2 separate regions of the Homo sapiens genome follow, and region 2 is linked to region 1. The links are chromatin contacts, found by Hi-C or POLR2A ChIA-PET in ENCODE. All regions are on one chromosome and are shown on one strand. The core of a region is the stretch at or near the end of the contact, and the rest is flanking DNA. Distances in the headings are between cores, read along the strand shown. Region 1 overlaps ROR1 (receptor tyrosine kinase like orphan receptor 1). Region 2 overlaps ROR1 (receptor tyrosine kinase like orphan receptor 1).

The links. Hi-C counts contacts between places; a loop is a spot of excess contacts on that map. ChIA-PET counts read pairs that join two places held with the same protein, here RNA polymerase II (POLR2A).
Region 2: a loop to region 1 is called in a map of Calu3, with 5 times the contacts of the local background. The contact joins two enhancer-like sites. A Hi-C loop is called at or near these places in 3 of 168 maps with a recorded cell type or tissue (B cell, Calu3 and IMR-90). POLR2A ChIA-PET finds 5 or more read pairs at or near these places in 2 of 52 experiments (OCI-LY7 and Panc1).

The regions. Positions count from the first base shown.
Region 1 is chr1:63,814,429-63,820,315 of GRCh38, forward strand. The region is part of intron 1 of ROR1 (receptor tyrosine kinase like orphan receptor 1); the gene reads left to right. Among named protein-coding and RNA genes, the nearest start is that of ROR1, 43 kb to the left of the region's middle. Within about 2 kb of position 2,808, at least 3 of the 41 ENCODE cell types and tissues checked have a DNase peak (open chromatin) inside an H3K27ac peak, as active enhancers do.
Region 2 is chr1:63,916,377-63,921,873 of GRCh38, forward strand. The region is part of intron 1 of ROR1 (receptor tyrosine kinase like orphan receptor 1); the gene reads left to right. Among named protein-coding and RNA genes, the nearest start is that of ROR1, 150 kb to the left of the region's middle. RefSeq lists a silencer at 1,686-1,755. Within about 2 kb of position 4,120, at least 4 of the 41 ENCODE cell types and tissues checked have a DNase peak (open chromatin) inside an H3K27ac peak, as active enhancers do.

The DNA.
Region 1 (5,887 bases), core at 1,558-4,057:
GGGGTGGGGGTGGTGGTTTGGAGATGATTCAAGCACATTACATTTATTGTGCACTTTATTTCTGTTATTATTATATTGTAATATATAATGAAATAATTATATAACTCACAATAATGTAGAATCAGTGGGAGCCCTGAGCTTGTTTTCCTGCAACTAGATGGTCCCATCTGGGGGTGATGGGAGACAGTGCCAGATCATCAGGCATTAGACTCTCATAAGGAGCACGCAACTTAGATACCTCGCATATGCAGTTCACAACAGGGTTCGCTCCTATGAGAATCTAATGCCACCACTGATCTGACAGGAGGTGGAGCTCAGGCGGTAATGCAAGTGAGGGGGAGCAGCTGTAAATACAGATGAAGCTTCGCTCACTTGCCCACAGCTCTCCTCCTGCTGTGCAGCCAGGTTCCTAACAGGCCATGGACCAGTAGGAGACCCTGGCCTAAGGGACCAGGACAGTGGCCAGTGCTTTTCATAGCCTCTTAGTACTTCTGGTGGAGTGTCTCTATTCCCCTCAATTCCCTCCTATTCCGCTAGGAGTTTGAATCTGCTTTGCCCAGTTCTGTCCTGCCAGCCTTTTTCCTTTCACTGAATTGCCTTCACTTTTTGCCTATTAGCTTTGATCTCTTTGGAAAAAAGGGCACTGGGGTATTATTACTGCCTCTGTTTGTTTTTGCAAATGCACTATGATTTGTGGTTGGTCTTTTGGCTAGCCTGAGGCTACCTGACCCTCCCTCAACAGCCCTAGTTCCCCCAGGTCATTCTATAGTTTTGCCCATTTCTTTAATTAATGTTGGTGAGAGTCTCCGAGCAATGAAGACTTTTTGGATATGGAGAGAAGCAGAACCAGAGGGATACCAGTAATTATGCTAATCTGAGAGCATTAAGTCTTCAAATATACATTTTTGGATAAGCAATTCTGTTGTTTTTGAAGTTTGGTTGTCTTTTTGTTTCTGGGTGGTGGACTATAATTTTGTATTAAGGAAAGAATGCCTGCCCTTATATATCCAGGACTGGATTTTTTTTTTCTTTTTCTTTTCTTTTCTTTTCTTTTTCTTTTTTTTTTTTTTTTGAGTACTCATGAAAGGAAACCATAAGAATGTTTGGGTCTAATAATATACTTGCTTGTGTATGAAGATAAAACCAATAATAACATTAATACCACCCTTCAGTGGTGAAATGCTTTAACCTTTCAAAACAACTCCTTTTATGAACTTACTCTATCAGTTGGCAAGGTGATTTCAGGGCTATCTCCTGTGGTGATGATGGATCTGTGGGAGCTTTTCTAATTGTGTGGGTGAATTTGAGAGACCCCATCCCAGTGGTTCTTGTTCAGGGGTGAGTATGGAATCATGTGGGGAACCGCCATGAATTACACATACCCAGGTCCTGCCCAGGACCTACTGACACAGTCCTGGGGTGGGGGACCTGCCCACTTGGAAAACTTCCTGGGACTTCCTCAGCTGGACCCTCTGGGGATTGGGGAAATGCATTGCAGTCACCTGCCTGGGGTAGTAGGGGCTGCCACATCTGTGACTAGGACCCAAGGAGAGTGATGATGACCCTTCTTGGAATCATGCAGAACACACAGTGACAGTCCCTTTTGGAAGCTGGCCACAGGCTGCACTTTATTCATTATTTTAACAGCAACCAAACATTTGCTGTGTGCCCACTGGTGGCCGCTAGACAGTCTTCCCACCCTTTAGCTCATGTAGTCATTTAAACCAGTTCCATCACTAGAGAAATGTGTTACTAGCCCCTTGAAGGAGAGTGGGCCTTCAACTGGATTCAGGAGTTGTGGTCTGAGGAGAGTGATTGATATGGTTTGGCTCTGTGTCCCCACCCAAATCTCATGTAGTAGCTCCCATAACTCCCACGTGTTGTGGGAGAGACCCAGTGGGAGATAATTGAATCATAGGAGCAGGTCTTTCCCATGCTGTTCTCATGACAGTGAGTAAGTCTCATGAAACGTGATGGTTTTAAAAATGGGAGTTTCCCTGCACAAGCTCTTTCTCTCTTTGCCTGCTGCCATCCATGTAAGATGTGACTTGCTCCTCTTTGCCTTCTGCCATAATTGTGAGGCCTCCCCAGCCATTTGGCATTGTAAGTCCATTAAACCTCTTTTTCTTCCCAGTCTCGGGTGTGTCTTTATCAGCAGCATGAAAATGGACTAATAGAGTGATTTAATGAGTTTCACCAGCATGGGTTTCTTTAGCCTCGGTTTCTTTGTCTGCAGTATATGGGCTAATGGTACACACCTTGAGGTTGTTGAGGGAGAAGAGACGGGCTCAAGTGCTGCCTTTGTCTTACCAACCTTGTGAAGCCTCCTTGAGCAGCCATGTCTTCATTTGTAAGATGAGAATAAGAGCACCTGTTTTATGGGCTTTTTGTAAGGATTGCGTGTGCTCATGTAAGAAAAACCCCTTGCACCCTGCATAGTACCTTGCAGAGCAAATGGTGGTGATAATGACAATAGAAGGAGCTCTCTTTATTGAGTGCTTACTGTGTGCCAGGCACTGTGCTGGGCACTGGACTACAACAGAGGGGAAAGATAGGCATCGTTCCTGACCTCACTGCGCTTAACAAAGAGAAAGCTCTAAGAGAAAGTTTTCAAAGCATTACCCTTCTCTGTATATTTAAGAGGAAAGCTTTAATGTTATAGGATGCCTTCTAAATATGTATTTTATAACACAGTGGGTAGAATGTGGAATGTGTCTTCTGGGAGGGAACTGGAGTTTTGCATTTCCTGCCTGCTTGTGCTTTTGAATTTGTGGCTGTAATGCTGCCCTGCCTGAGGTTTCAGCAGTTAATATTTCCCAGGGCAGCATGATGTCAACGCCCCGTGGTCTCTTATCTACAAGAAGGGTATAGCCGGGGCAGAGGGAGAGAAAGGACTATTTTCAAAGCCTCTCTTGAAGACTTTGTTGAGCTTTAACTTAAAATTTTCCTCATCTCCTTCCTCAAACGTTTGTGCTTGATGTGCATAAACCATGCCAGTGTTTTGGAAGATTCAAGTTTGACCACCATAAATTGGTTCATATTTCCAGCAGGGCAGTTATTTAATTTCCTGTTGGAAGTCTACAAAATGTTGGCACTGTTTGCTCTTTGGCAGAAGACCAAAACTCAGTACAGTATCATTAGCATGCTCTGGTACATAGATTAAAGCACGATTGTCTTTAATAAGAGGCCATCCCTGTTTAGGATGGGGCTTTGGGGGCTGCAAGGGTGCAGGGAAGCACAACGAGCTTTCTAATCAAAATCAAAGTGCAGTTACTGGGACTCACTCGAGAAGGGTTAAAGGGAGGGCAGAATTCCGATTTCTTGTCTCAATTTCATTTGTTTGGGTTATTTTGCTCTAGACTCTGGGAGAGTTTTGGAGGCCAGGGCTGGCTGGTTTGTGGGATACCCTGGTTTAAGCCTCGTGCTTCTTCTGCATTCCTCCCTCTTGGCAGTACGGCTCATGGGAGAAGCCCACCTCTGAAGCCCATAGAGAAATGCAGAGTGTCTCTACGGAACCCACTGTAGTAACTGAAATGTTATAATGGTGGGCATTTACAGAGGCTCTGTTATCAGTGAGGCACTTTACATATGCATATTCAGCCTTTACAGTAACCCTGTGAGATACGTATTATTATTGCTGTTTTGAGGATGAGAATACTGAGATGCAAAAAGATTAAAGTATCTGTAGCCAGTGAGTATCTGAGCTGGGGTTAGAACCCAGTTCTGTTCCTTGGAAAGATTCTTACTCTTCTCATATACCCTAATAAGGGCCTGGGGAAGGAAAGGATCTGAGTTTTCAAAAAAGCTTGAAAATTTGCCTAACATGAATCTTGGGAAATTATTTCTAGGGGCTTCTTACCAGATTAGCTCTGTTTTTCTTTCGCAGAGGCCCTTCAGTGTTGGCTCTTTGGTAGAATGAGCATAGAAATGTATTTTTTTCCTACAAATATTGTATCATGAAAAATGTCAGACAGATTGAAAAGTTGAACACCACCTACATTCTACTATTGCTGTTTTATTCTATTTACTTTATCACTTGTTTCTCCATCTAACCTCTAAGATCTATTTATATTTGTTAGAACATCTTTTCTCTCTGCCCTTCTGTTCCTTTGATTGATGGCAATGGCCTGATGGGAAGTAATTCACAAAACCAGAGGGAAAGTACAGTGCTTAGAACAATCTTTTTTTTAGGAAAAAGAGAAAATTGTTCTTATGTTTAGGTAGAGCCCAAAATGGGCATTTTTCCCCTCCCCTAGGTCTGTTGTTTAAAGGATCTGACAGAAATAATTATAATGAGGCTGATGGTGAATACATAAGGTATAACCTATTATTACTGTCTTCTATGCACCAGGCATGATGCTGACTGCTTAGTAACCTTATCTCATTGATCATTTCAACATTCCTAATTTACAGATGAGCAAACAGCCTAGAGAGGTTGATTTCTGAGCTGGGATTTGAGACTGGTGTGTAGAGACTATGGTGTGATTTCTCTGCATTTCAAATTATGCTTCCCTATATTTTTGTTCCAGGGTCTCAGTGGGAGGCCCTAGAAGGTTACTACTAATAAGGAAAAATTGCTAAAGCCCTGGAAATTGAAGGCTACCAGAACCTTGTAAAGATTCTCTGGGACTAGACCTCATTCCTCTGAGGATCCTTGTCAGACAGTTTCCAGGGGGTGGGGAGATGTTCTGCTCTCCCCAGAGTGTCATAGAAAGTTTCTGTGGCTTTCGGAATTTCTCATGACTGATTCACATCTTCTTCTCCAGCTTAGAAGAAAATCCAAACACTTACCTTTGGTTTATCAGTTGGTTAATGTTGTTTTCTTTTCATGGTAGGATCATCTATGGCCTCCTTAGACCTATACAAGTGACATCTTTTCTTCCTGGGGAAGAAGATGGTTTCTGCAGGCACTGACTTATGAGGGCAGGTGCATACCTTTTGTAAGGGATGAAACTTGAAAAAGAATGGGTGCTTTTTGATGTGTTTATGCTTGAACCTGCTTCCTTGTTGAGTGTGATCTTGAGCAAGTCACATAAGCTTCTTAAACTCTTGGCATCCCTGCAGCAGTTATTATTGTGAGGGAGATGGAAAAAAGGTATGGATAGAGTTCTTTCCATTAGAAAATGTAATATTCCTCAGGAGCCCATGAAGAGGATGCTGCTGAAAACTGAGGACATGGCATAGATAGGAATTGCTAGAGAAAGGCAGTAGAGAGAAGAAAAATACCTGTTGGTTGAAATAGTTGATTGGAGGAATAAAAATTGCCTGGAACTTAAAGTTTCCTTCGAATACCAGCACTGTCCATCAGTAGCTGTATAAATTAGCCTCTTTGGTCATTAAGTTTCATCATAAAGTGGGATTATTAATACCTACATCATAGTCTTATTGTAAGGATAAAGTTTACATAATGTATGTAAATCTCCTAACAGTAGTTCATAGTACTTGGCGATAAAAGATATCTCTTAGAAGTAGGAAATGGGGAAACTGAGGTACACCTTGAAACCTGAGTAGGATTTGGATGCGTAAAATGGTCCAGTTCTGAAAGTATTTTACAAATATCACCATGGAACACTATGCAGGCATCAAGAAGCATGGTTGAAACCCAAAACTCTTCTTTCTTTTAATAAGGCAAAGGTGGTTAACTTTTTGAGCCAAAAGTTCCAAATTGTTCAGTAAAATGTCATTGATAAGATATCAAAATATCAGATATCATTTTGGTTGAAGCTCAAGTTGGCAAGAACCAAGGGTGGAATTGCTAAGCTGGGTGACACATTTGAAGCCATTGTAATGTTTTAGTGATCTCCACAGGGCACGTCATTGGTGGCTCTCCCTGTCCCCCTGCAAGCCCTGCAATCTGGCTGCATTTTCTACACACTTGTTTGGTTGT
Region 2 (5,497 bases), core at 2,870-5,369, 100 kb after region 1:
TGGTAGGGATTGAGGAAAAGCCTAATAACATGGTAATAGGAGATAACAGACTACAAAACCCCTGTGAAACCAGGAATAAAAGAGCCCCATGCTTCACAAATACAAGATTGAATGAGTTTCATGTTTAATGTAAATACACCTGCCATTTGTTCTCTGAAGCACTGGTTACAGGTTTTGAGATAAAATAGAGTTTTGAACATTGTGCCAGTGTAATTTGCCTTTGCCCAGGCATAGACTGTACACTTTGTTCCTGAACAGTCCTTAGAGACAACATAGTGCTCTGATCAGCTCAAAGGTCCCACCTCCTGATGTGAGACCTCTGCTTCCACCTGGCCTGCATCTGAGACTCCTTGGCTATTGACAGAGTAGGGGGAAGTGAGACAGTGGCCCAGGGTGCCAGTGATCTCATGGCTAAAGTGGATCATTTTACTCTCCTGCATTGAAGTTACTCACTGCATTAAGGGTAAAGAGCAAAACCCTCAATTTCTCCTATAAAGCCCTGGCCTACCTTTTGCTCAAGTCTCACCATTCTCTCTGCAGTTGCTCAGGCCTACTTTCAGTTCCTAGACTGTTACTGTGCAGGGTCCAGCCTCAGGGCCTTTGCTGTCCTCTGCGTGTGAGCCCTTCTGCTCCCTTCCCCTTCAGCTTTCAATTCTTCTTTCCTTAAGTCAACATTACATATTATTTCTTTACGGACACTGTCCCTGAACCCAACCTCACAGCAGAAGACATCAGGTGACCTCTTACATTGGTCACTGGGCACCATACTTTCCCTGTGGCTCCTGTCCCAGTTTATAATTATACATTTGTGTGATTACCTGATGAATGTCTCCTCTTCCACTGGACTGTGAATTCCATGAGGGTAATTCTGGCACTCAGTCTAAGCCTGACACCTGGCAGGTACTCAAAGGGTATTTGTTTAAGAAATTAATTATTAAATGTATCACAGATACATCAGAAGATGCAAATAAGCAAACAGGAAGAAAAAAAGCAATCACAGTTCTACAACCAAAGAAAAGCCACTTTCCATTTTTTGGCATATACTTTAAAATTTTTTTTCTATTCTATAAAATAATATGATTTTCCCTTAATAGTATGGTAAACAGGATTAAGCATCCACTAAATTTAATTTGCCATCATTTTATTCAACCAATCCCCTATTGCTAGACTCAAATCAGATTTGTATGATCTATTGTTTCATGGAAACCGATGCAAAATTATAAAAAATTAAATCATTTTTGCTTCTCAATCAGCATTTTACTTTATCCAAAAGGAGTATATGATGAGAAATCAAGAGTGACTGTCCAGGAAAATGGAGATGTGGCAGATGGAGCTGCAGACCACGTGGGGAGAGCCCTGGCCACAGGAAATGACTGTGGTTGGTAGAGGGGAAAGTATTGGACAGTTAAGGAGTTGCCACCTGCCCCTGGTGGAGGCAAATGTTGTTTTGTGGAAAGCACGTGGCATAATGACAGGGCCTCTGCAGGCTCAGTGATGTGGGTGAGCAAAATGGCTGTCTTGGGATTATCTAGGAGCTTCTGAAGGCAGTAGGGTGGTGGCTAATTTCTTAATGCTGCTCTCCCATCCTAGTGATGGGCAGAGAGGATGAGAAAGCCAGCTCTGGGGAGACAACTGTTGTTCCAAAGTGAGGAGTCACCACTACCTGCCATCTCGCAGACTCTTGTCTAGTGCCCCCTTGAGGCCATGCTTGTTGTTAGCCCTGACTCGGGTGCCCCGGCACCTGCCGTAAACCAAGCTAGACCCAGATTGCGTTTGGGTGCCTGGAACAGGAGAAGTTTTAGGAATTTATGTTAGAGATTCACCATGTTGTACTTTCTGCCAAAGCGTCCCTCCCTGAGTCAGAATAGTGGAAGGCTGACTATATTCCACCCAGCACGACGCACTGAATGCTTGGTATGAGCAGCACATCATACGACAGGAATCTCACAACAAAGCAATGAAGTAGTTACCACTATGATCTCCACCTTATAGATGAAGTACCTGAGACTTGGAAAGTGTCAAAACCAGAATTTGAACGCAGGTCTGTCTGAGCCCAGACCCTTTGCTTTTTAAACCACTCTTTATGAAGAATCTCAGTAGGTTCTTAAGAACGGGGCGTGGTACTCTCTAGAGCGTTTGTGACCCAACACTATGAATTGAAACAAGGCAAGCTCTGTGCTCCCATTTGGGGAAAGTTAATATTTCACATGCTCTCGAGAATTTAGGAGCTTGGTAAAAACTTACTATTAAACAGGGCTTTTCTTTAATTCCTTTTGTTTAAAAATTTTCTTGTGAAACACTCTATATACTGTGCCTCCCTCTGAGACGTCAGTGGTGCCAGAGACCGTTAGGGAGTTTGTGTAAATAGAGAGAGGGCCAAATGCTGCCCACACAAGTAGTGAGGCATGAGGCTGAGTGCGTGGAACAGTTCCATAGCTAGCCCTAGGCTCTGAAGAGTGTCCTGAGACCTCATCTGGGTCCCAAAATCGGTGGGCAGTGCTGTCTCCGCGAGACAATGACCAGCATGAGGAAATACCTTTAACCATTCATCTTTTTAAAAAGATAAGTTTGCTAAGCAAATAAAACCAGTTAGCCTTGAAAGTTCAGTATTAATGAATGTTAATGCATATCTTGAGATTTTCTAAAAAACTGACAAATCTTCCAAAAGACAGGAATATCTAGAGGGTAAATAACAGGACTAAAATGCTTTGAAACATCTTTGAAATGATGGTTCAATGCACAGGGTCAAAGGGTAGGACTGGTTCTCTTCAAGCATTTTAAAAAAATGCCTCATTTTTATTTAACATTGTTTTGGGAAGGAGTGCATTATATTGACACATTGAGAAAAAAATTCCTTTTTGTTTTTCTAAAACTAATAGGAGCTTAGGCATTATGATTAAGGACCAAAAAGAGCCAATGCCGATGAATGCCCTCTTTCTTCAGCTGTAAAATTTAATGGCCGCTACCGAGAGGTTTTTCTTTTAATCAGCAAAAAATTTATTTTGTCCTTGACATTTTATGCCAAAAATCAGCCCAGAGAATGTGTTTTATAGCCTGGGCTGAATTCCCCTAAAGGTAGAGTTTTCCTATGAGCAGTGTTCATTGAATTGGCTTTTTTTTTTTTTTTTTGCACTAGATAACTATATTAATTTATTAGATAATCTTTTTATTGTTTCAGCAAGATAGAGGAAACTTACACAGAGACAGCAGAGCATAATGGGTAAGCATCTGGGTTCTTTTGGAAGACGAGATATTGGTTTCCATTGGCCTTGCTACTTCCTGTCTTTCTGACCTTGAGTAAATTACTCTTCCAGAGCCTGTTTCTTTGTTCAATTGGGGATCATAATAGTGCCGCCGTCATCATGCTGTCATGATTAATGCACCTAAAGCATTTAGCACAGCTGTCAGCACTTATTGAGTATTGACTAATTATTAGCGATGCACAGTGATCTATAACTTAAAGCTTCGTCTCAGAATATGCCTTCTTATGATCTGATAGTAATAGGAATCAGCAGAAAATAAGGTGGTTCAACTATCCGGGAAAACTACCAAATATCCGCTTAGCAGAGGCAAAATAAATGTAGCTTAAATGCAGCTGAAAATGCTGAAAGCTGCTTTTGTTTCTCATGTTATAGAAATGCAGTTATTTTTATTAAAAGTGATGGGAAATCCATCTGTAATCTCCTGTCTTTCTTTTATCTGTTTGTAAAAATAGCTCAGTAAACCCATAAATGCCAAGACCCTGTTCAGTGTGAGAAACATTGTTGGGCAGGATGGGAAAGTTCAAAGAAATATCAGATGCAATCCCTGCTTTGGTGGAATATTTGGTGTAACTTGGAAAATTAAATGGAAAAAAAATTAAACAACAAAACAGCACCCAGCTGCCAAATAAGTGAGGAAGGAAAGACCTCAGGCTGAAGCACTGGTGATGGGAGGAGGGATTTATTTGAGCTGGTTTTTCAAAGGATGGGTAAGGAAAGAATAGCAGGAAGGCGTCTCATAGGTATGGTTTAATGGTAAGAGCAAAGTCAGTGTAGTGGCAAAGAACAAGGCAAGAGGGTGGAGTGGTTAGCAAGTGAAGGCTCATTAATGCTTAAGGCTACCTTTGAAACAGAAGTGTCTGTCTGACCGGATTCAGGAGGCCTGTCCATCACGCCATTCTCCACCACCATGATTCATTACTCCAGAGTCTCTTATCTTCAAATCAAAAGCAAGACGAGAGGCAGATACAGATATGAGGAAGTGCTTTGCTTTTCGCTACTCTGCCAAACATAGTTTACATACCAACACTGATAATCTGTCAGCCCACCTCTCCTGGACACTTAATCATTTCCCTGGAATCCACTGGAATAATTTTTTTATGCATTACAAAGTATGCTTCAGAGTGTCTATTTCTTAAGATAAGTTTGCATTCCTTTAACCAAGTGGCATTCCCACAAAGCCCCAAGGTGGCCCGTGTTACACATTCCTTCTTACAGCCAAAGTGGTCAGTTAGGAAGGCAGCTACCTTCATGGCCTGTTAGTAAGAATGTTGGACACTTGTTGGGCATTTACTCTGTGGGAGACACTGTTCTCAGTGCTTTACATGTCCAAATTCATTTAACTCTCCAGAAGAGGGAGCAGTAGGAGAGAAGGGTGATGAACAGACCCTACAAACGGACTAAATTATTAAATAATGAATCAGCAATTAGTTCTAAAAATGTTTATGTAGTGCTTACTGTGTGCCAGACACCATGATTAAAGGACAATCGAAGTAACTCGGTAATCACCTCTGAACTGCCAGTATGGGTGTTTTATCACCTTCCATGTTCTGTGTTGACGGTTTATTGAACACATTTTGAGTTCTTCAGGGCAGTGCTTATTAAATTCAGCGTGCGTTTGGATCGCCTGGGAATCATGGTAAAATGCAGATTCCGATTTGAAAGTGCTGTGGTGGAGCCTGCGAGTTTGCATTTCTAACAAGCTCATGGGGGTGGCGACGCTGCACATCCAGGTGACCTCTTGAAGTAGCAAGATCTTAGAGAACCAAGTAAATGGCAGAGGAAATACAAGCAGGATAAGACAGGAACATATTGTCACTTTCACACCAGAAGAGGCAGTAGGCCTGGATTTGGCCCCAGGCCCCAGTTTAACATGATCATTATGGTTGTTGTCGCTACCATGTGCACCAAAGGAATCTAAGAGCTTGGAACCTTAAGGCCCAATGGCACGGTTTACAATGCTAACACACCTTAAAGTTAAAGGAAGAATGTACGCTATCCTAGGAACATGACTGATAAGGTGCGGCAGAGAGAGTGGGGTGGGGCGGGTGGGGTGGGAGGCTAGAAGTCAGGAAACCTGTGTTCTCATCAGGGCTCATTTACAGACTTGCTATGTGACCTAGTTTAATCACTGAGCCTTTCAGTGTCCCGATATCCTCATCTACAAAGCAGACTGGTAAACATCTGCTCTGCCCACCCAGGACTGCAGAAGTGAGACAGGATGCACAAAAGCTCTT